Regions from separate parts of the Homo sapiens genome. Here region 1 is linked to region 2. The links are chromatin contacts, found by Hi-C or POLR2A ChIA-PET in ENCODE. All regions are on one chromosome and are shown on one strand. Each heading gives the region's core, a stretch centred on a gene start or an enhancer-like site at or near the end of the contact. The rest is flanking DNA. Distances are from core to core; before and after follow the strand shown. Region 1 overlaps TRIM29 (tripartite motif containing 29). Region 2 holds the start of USP2-AS1 (USP2 antisense RNA 1).

The links. A loop is a pair of places that touch in the nucleus more often than their neighbours do. ChIA-PET counts read pairs that join two places held with the same protein, here RNA polymerase II (POLR2A).
Region 1: a map of mammary epithelial cell shows a loop between it and region 2 (3-fold over the local background). The contact joins the enhancer-like site here to the promoter of USP2-AS1 in region 2. A Hi-C loop is called at or near these places in 1 of 168 maps with a recorded cell type or tissue (mammary epithelial cell). POLR2A ChIA-PET finds 5 or more read pairs at or near these places in 1 of 52 experiments (MCF 10A).

Annotation. Positions count from the first base shown.
Region 1 is chr11:120,120,218-120,123,930 of GRCh38, reverse strand. It overlaps TRIM29 (tripartite motif containing 29), which reads left to right. Exons shown (of 9, transcript NM_012101.4): 5 at 876-977; 6 at 3,266-3,358. Among named protein-coding and RNA genes, the nearest start is that of TRIM29, 16 kb to the left of the region's middle. RefSeq lists an enhancer at 1-256. Within about 2 kb of position 2,435, at least 6 of the 41 ENCODE cell types and tissues checked have a DNase peak (open chromatin) inside an H3K27ac peak, as active enhancers do; they include mammary epithelial cell, where a contact is called at or near this core.
Region 2 is chr11:119,379,393-119,383,076 of GRCh38, reverse strand. USP2-AS1 (USP2 antisense RNA 1) reads right to left here and starts at 1,299. Exons shown (of 4, transcript NR_034160.1): 1 at 1,169-1,299. USP2 (ubiquitin specific peptidase 2) reads left to right here and starts at 1,387. Exons shown (of 13, transcript NM_004205.5): 1 at 1,387-1,604. RefSeq lists an enhancer at 1,320-2,309.

The DNA of each region.
Region 1 (3,713 bases), core at 1,186-3,685, 740 kb before region 2:
GGCCCCTGCGCTAAGAGACACCAGGCCACTTCATCCTGGACTCTGTGGGGCACAGGGCTGGGCTAACACCTAGGAGGGCATTTGTTTATTCTTTGAGTATCTGCTGTGCACCAGGACACTGATAGGCGCAGGTGATGAAGATGAAGAATGAGGGTCTCAGGCACATTTCTCCTCTTGCTCAGGAGAGAGAGAGGGAAGGACAGGGAAAGTAGAAGACGGGGAAGTCGAAAGAGAAAGGAATGGGGTGGAGGTGGCTGAGGGAAGTCAAGTGTCGAGCAGCAGATCTGTTTGAGTTAGGGGGTCTGCAGTTGAGTGGCCCCTGCCATAGCAGCTCACTCCACTGCCTGGATCCCTGGGCCATGGAGGCCAACACTGGGACCTCATCCCCTCACCTTAGGCTGCCAGCAGTGGCTGGGACTGAACCCGGAAGTAGCGAGCCAGAGCTCAATCCCCAACTCTGCCCTTATCGGCATGTGACATTGGGCAAGCTGCTTCTCTTACTTCCTGAGTCTCAATTTCCTTATCTGTCTCAGGGGGATACAACCACAATTGATGTATGGATCAAATAAGAAATGGGCATTAATAGCACCTTGTAAAGGTGAAGTGCTAGGAAGTGTTGTGCACACAATCGTATTTACAAGGGCTTAGTTCAAGAGGGTGGATGGCTCTTTGCAGACACCTTCTCCACCAAGAGCTCAGGAACCGAGTGAATGCTGGGCAGGGCGTCATATTCTCTGAGAGGTTGGGGAAACTTGGATCTGCCTGGGAGATAGGGGAAGGGCTATGGGGTGACTCATCTGAGCCCCAAAAGTCCCCAGTGGCTGGCTCCTCCTTCCCACCTGGCTCCTCTGCTGACCCGACCCTCTGCTTCCTAGGTGGTGACCATCGCTATGTGAACAACTACACGAACAGCTTCGGGGGTGAGTGGAGTGCACCGGACACCATGAAGAGATACTCCATGTACCTGACACCCAAAGGTAAGAGGGAGCCCCTCACCCCAGACCTAGTGTCTCTCCTGCTGCCCAGGGGCCCCCAAAGTCCGTGCAGTGACTCTCAGCCAGGTTCCTTCTGAGTGGGGGTGATGGCATGTCCAGTTTGCCTGGGAAAGTCCTGGCATCTACGTGTTGTCCTGATGTGATGATGAACAGGTCTGTGTTAGCTCTCAGAAGTGTCCTGGTTCGAATGAGAAGTTACCTGGTGCCAGCTCCTCAGAGGCATTCCTCCCGGGCCACACAGGCAGCACCTCTTTGCCCTCCTTGCCTTCTCACTTCCAGCCCACACCTCTGCTTCTCTTTCCTTCCGGAGGTCTCCTGGGCTCCCTTCTGCCAGGCCGGTGCTGTGTTTTGCTTTGGCTCAGGTTTTGTAGGGGCTGAGCCCTGTGAGATGGCTGCCGACCCCAGGACCATTCTGCTCCCCTAGGCAGGGAGAGTGGTCCCTCCTCTTCTGAGTTTCCTGGCTCTGCACCCTGGCCCCCTTGGCCCTCCCTCTCAGGCCCTGGACAGTCCCAGCCTGCAAGGTGCCGGCCTAGCACAGACCAGTGCCTGCCTGTCCTTGCCCTGTGGTGGCCTCTCACATTCTTGGGCGCCAGCAACAAACCACAGCAATACCCGTTACATAAGGGTGGGTGTGCCAGCCCTCGGACCATGAGGGTGTGTGCCTGTGCATGTGGGAGAGGGAGGCTGGGGGAGGAGGGAGGCCTGGGTAAGGCACAGGGGCTGGGGAGGGGGAAGCCTCCGGGAGCTAATCAGTAATTCACACACGTCTTTCACACACACACACACACACACACACACACACACTCACACACACAATGGGAGAGGCTTGGGGGATTTGGAGAGATGAGCTCAACAGAAAAGCACCTGTGCCGCCCCACCCAGTTTGAAAACAACCCCTGGGCTTCTTGGTTGTTGGGCTTTCCCTCCTCTGACATTCCTGGTGTGGGCCAGGCCCCAGCCGGCCAGCCTGCCTCCTCCCTGCCTGGGGTGCTGTGCCTTTGGGCAAGTTCTGGGAGTGCCGGCCCCAGCACCCCTCTCCTCAGAACCCCTACCTGGCCTCGCCCTGGCCCTGTCCCTCCTGTCTCTCCCTTCCATCCATGGACCAGGCCCTGGGGTGCCATCGAGTGCCCTGACAGGCTCCTGCGGGTCTCTCCTGCTCTGTAGGAGACTGAGGGCCCAGTGTGAGCCTCCTGCAGGTTGTGGGAGGGGGTGGAGGGAACAGCAGCACCCACTATGATGCCACCCCGAGGGCCTAGGGCCTGGGGCATCTTGGGCAGGCCTCAGTACCTGTATCTGAAGAGAGGGGAGGTTGTGCTCACATGCTGGGAGACTTCCCAGCTCTGCACTGTGAGTCAGTCTATGATGTCTGTGATGGAAGAAACAGGTTCCCCCGGCATCCCTGCCCAAGCACTGTGGGTAGCCTGTGCCGAGGACAGGAGGGACAGGAAATCTGCCCTCTGGGAGCTCCCAGGCTCAGGGTGGAGTTGGGGGGAGAACAGGAAGCAATCACCAAGGAGATGAAAGAAACAAGGCCCCTAAAGGGACTGGGTCCTGAGTCTGGGAGCTTTGAGGTCAGTGGGATTGACAGTGGCTGTGACTCCTTCCCTGGAGGGGTGAATTTCCAGGAACCTGTGCTCAGTAGAGGGAGCATGACTGCGAAGGGCAGAGGGCATCAGGGAACACAGGCACAAAGGCTTACAGGAAGGACTGGCAGGGCCGGAAATGGGGGTGTGGTGTCATCTGAGGGTCAGGTGGGGAAGGACAGAGGTAACAGAGGGCTAGAATACACATGGGGAGCTCATTGTTTTCAGCTGGGTATCGGTGGTGGTATCAGTCCCCACTGCTTCCTCACAAGGCTGTTGTGAGAGCCCAGGTGTGCGGGAAGGAAAGCACTTGTGAAGTGAGGCTCTGATCTCCCGGGAAGCAGCAGCCTGGGTGGGCCCCTGGGAGGTGTTTCTGGCTCATTAGGCCACTTCCAGGAGGCCCCACCCTCACGTGGCTGAGAGCCTACTGCTTCTGCCCTCGTGGTTGCCATGGCCTCTCCAAGTTTATGCTGATGCTCTCTGCACGGTTACTAACAGAGTCCTTCTACTCTCAAAAGCATGCCAATTTGGGTGATAAATTAGTTGATTGACTTATGTCAGACCCAAAGGACTTCTCTCAGTGGTGGAATCCAGGTCCTGTGATGGGCACTTGGGCAACTTTTTGGGGGCAAGGAGTCCTGATGAGACAATTTTCTGCAATGACAGCCCCCTTCATCTGCTTCACAGGTGGGGTCCGGACATCATACCAGCCCTCGTCTCCTGGCCGCTTCACCAAGGAGACCACCCAGAAGAATTTCAACAATCTCTATGGCACCAAAGGTAGGTGGTGGCTCAGCTCAAGGGTGCACAGAGTTCATGTGGGGCTGTGCAGGCAGGAGGGGCATAGAGGTGGGTCCAGGGGCACAGGGCTGGGACCCCAGTGTGAGATGAATGTGGGAAGCTAGGATGGGTGGAGGGTCCAGGCATGGGTAGGGAGGGGTCCTACCTACCGAGCTTAAAGTGTGTGTGTGTGTGTGTGTGTGTGTGTGTGTGTGTGTGTGTGTGTGTACATGTGTGGGGGACACCATTAGTTAGGCTGGAGGAAAAACAGCCAGGAATCTCGGCATCCCTGGAGATCCCTGAGTCTGTGTGCTCTTCTGATCCCTGAGGAAGGATCTGGGGAAAACTGGGTCTG
Region 2 (3,684 bases), core at 50-2,549:
TAACATGGTGAAACCCCATCTCTACTAAATACAAAAAATTAGCTGGGGCCGGGTGCAGTGGCTCACACCTGTAATCCCAGCACTTTGGGGGTCTGAGGCTGGTGGATCACCTGAGGTCAGGAGTTCAAGACCAGCCTGACCAACACGGTGAAACCCTGTCTCTACTAAAAATTCAAAAATTAGCCAGGCGTGGTGGTGGGCTCCTGTAATCCCAGCTACTCGGGGGAGGCTGAGGCACAAGAATCACTTGAACCCGGGAGGAGGAGGTTGCAGTGAGCCGAGATTATGCCATTGCACTCCAGCCTGGACAACAGAGCAAGACTCTATAAAAAAAAAATCGGCCTGGCGTGGTGGCGCACGCCTGTAATCCCAGCTACTTGGGAGGCTGAGGCAGAATTGCTTGAACCTGGAGGTTGCAGTGAGCTGAGATCGCGCCATTGCACTCCAGCCTTGGCAACAAGAGCGACGACACTCCGTCTCAAAAAAACAAAAAACAAAAACAAAAACAAAACAAGAGTTGAAATCAAGAAGGGAATCGTGCCTTGGACAAGAACAGGGGTGCCTCTTTCACTGCTCCTGATAAGAATGGATTCAGACATGTTTGTAGGTAGAAATTTAAGAATTCCCCTCTTGATTGCGTCTGATTTCTCTGGGAAATAGAAGAGAAGGAAGGACTTGAGGAGAGTAGCGATGGAGAGAGAGATCTATGGTGAAGATGGGAGGAGTTAACGGCAGCTGCAAGGGTTGATGGAGCAGCTGAAGTTGAAAACCTGGATTCGCCTTGGTACCCAGCTACCTGGTTGTGCGATTTTCCTCATCAACATCGGGGGAGTCGGGAGAAGGTTACATAAAAGGAATGGGAGCAGCAAAAATTCAAGTTTTGTCTCGGCTTTTTCTTGAAAAGACCAAAGAGAATTCTTTCATTGACTCAGTGCCTCCGTTTACCCACTCAGGCATTCATCACTAATCACTGGTCCCATGAAAGTAAAATGAGCGGAGAGTGTCTTTGACAGCAGAGAAAAAGAGAAGAGGCTGAGGAACAGGACCTCCCCCAGCCCAGTGAGAAGGGGAGTGGGGGACGTTTAGCCTTCCCTAAAAACTGAAAGTTGATACGCCCCAGGGCTCAAGTTCCGAGCCTTCTCCCATGACGCCTCTTCTTTCCCAATACCTTCCAGCTGCCCCGTCGTGTGACATTCCAGTCCACCTCTGTTCCTGCTCCACCCGCTCCAAACTCGCGTGCTTTTCCTCCACGTGGTTCTCTGTGTATATCGGTTGCCTGGGTGGCCCCAGCCGGAGGCCGGGCTCTAATGACGCCACAGTAGGAACAAGCCAATAGCCGTGACGCGACTCAGTGACGCGAGACGCGGGGTGTGGCTCTGCCGGCCCAGGCGCGATGAGGCGGCTGCCCGCTGGGTGGCGCCGATTTCCCGGGGAGGTCCCTTCTGGGCCCCCGGCGGAGGTGGGAGAGAGTCAGGCAGGAGCCGAGGCCGGGGAGCCCTCTTCGTCAGCTGGTGCTCACTGCGCCGCGCCAGCGCCAGCCGGGACTCACCCGCAGCTCCATGCTTGTGCCCGGTTCGACTCGTCCATACTCCAAGAAGAGGCAGGTACGTGCCACCTGTCGGGGATCCGGGAGGGGGGATTCGGGGATCAGTGCCGGTTTGGAGCTCAGAAAGTAAGGTGTCCACGACATTCTGGGCAGAGTGGACACTAGAAATATAGGGAGAGAGCCGGCTGTGCAGGGACGCTCCAGCTGTGTCTGCCAGTTGTGTGAGGGCTGCCTGCTGACAGCCCAGGGTGCCAGGAAGAGCCAACTGTGTGCTGATCAGTGTATTCTAAGGAAATGCTGCTTTGGCGGGTCCTCCTCGCTGTGCCCCGTGTATATCGGTGGTATGTGGCCTGAGCGACACTGACAAACCCCCTCCCCACGTGTGCGTGCAGCTCACTCGCTGCTCTTAAAGCTCCCCGGTCAGTTTGCTAAAGGGGGTTAGGGGCGGGGGTTGGGCAACAATTAAGCGGAAGGGGAGATTTTCCACCAATCCCAAACCAGAAAGAGGCAGCTTTGAAATTCTCACCAGTCCCAAACCAGAAGCAGGCACGCGGTGCTCCGGAGAGAGCAACTTCTCAACAGTCAAGGGAAGCCCTAGCCAACCCATTCTAGCCCTTCCCTGAAGAGTGAACATCCTACCTCCTGACCTGGCTGCCTTTAGAATGGGACTGAGCTGGAGGTAGTGGTAGGGGCTGCTCACCTCCCCTGGAATGGGCATGAGAACATCCCCCAGATGGACCCCCGTAAAGCAGAGGAAAGGAGAGCTGATTGGGCTAAGGTCGAGGCAGGCCCCCTCCTTTGATGCTGTAGATGCATGTCAGACTGGAGTCAGAATGAGGACTGGAATGAGGGCGTCCTCTGAAGTGCATCATTAGGACCTGGGCTGAGTCAGTAGCCTGTGCTAAGACAGGGTGGAGGCACCAGGCTGGGTACTCCCAGTCCTCGGGGAGAGCCATCGAGAAACGTCCTGGGAGCAGACAAGTGCACCAAGGCCAGAGAGGCTAAGAACCCCGTTCCTTCCTCTTGTGACCCTGCCCAGCCCGGCTCTGTGGCCCTGGAATCCTGAGCCCTCCCACAGGTAGAGTGGAACCACCCCAGAGGGGCCAAGCATTCTCCTGGTGGCCTGGGGGAAGCTGCACTTGCCGTATTTTTCTAGGCAAAGGGGGAAGGAGCCCAGATGGGCTTGGCCTTTCTCTGCTTGGTGGACTGGACGTCTAGGAAGATGGCAAGCCTTGTTTGCCCTTCCCAGTTATGGGACATGGTCAGTTCAGAAAACCAAGGGACTGTTCTCTGGCATTAGAAAGGCACACTTCCGGCCGGGAGCAGTGGCTCAAAGTGCAGTAATCCCAGCACTTTGGGAGGCCAAGGCGGGCGGATCACAAGGTCAGGAAATCGAGACCATCCTGGCTAACACGGTGAAACCCCATCTCTACTAAAATTACAAAAAAATTAGCCGGGCGTGCTGGCGGGAGCCTGTAGTCCCAGCTACTCGGGAGGCTGAGGCAGGAGAATGGCGTGAACCCAGGATGCGGAGCTTGCAGTGAGCCAAGATCGCGCCACTGCACTGCAGCCTGGGCGACGGAGACTCCGTCTCAAAAAAAAAAAAAAAAAAAGAGAAAGGAACACTTCCCCAGGAGTAACCCTCCTTTTCTCCCTAGGAAGGTTCACCTGGTAAGGCGCTATTATTAATAATACCACTAATTATAATAAGAAGTGGAAGTATTCAATATAATCATCAATGTTTATTGAACTCTATGGGCCATGAAATTTACAAATATTATTTTATTTAATCCTCACAACTGAGATAGACCACTATTATTACTATTAGTCCCGTTTTGCAGATTAAATAGCTAAGGTTCAGAGAACTTAAGTGACTTATCCACTATTTCAGAGCCAATAAGGGAAAGAACTAGCCTCCAATCCCAGGCCTAGAAGTCCATTAGAAAAGAATATTGGACTGAAACCTGAGTACTAGTCCCCTTTCTGCTTCTCGCTATCTGCACATGCCCTTGAGCAAGCTGCTTTCTTTCTCTAGGTCTACTCTATCTCAAAATTAAGAGTGGGGCTAACTGTATGGCTTCTTCCTGTTCTCTAATTCTGTGACTGACTGCTCTGGAAAATCCACTTTCTCCATATTT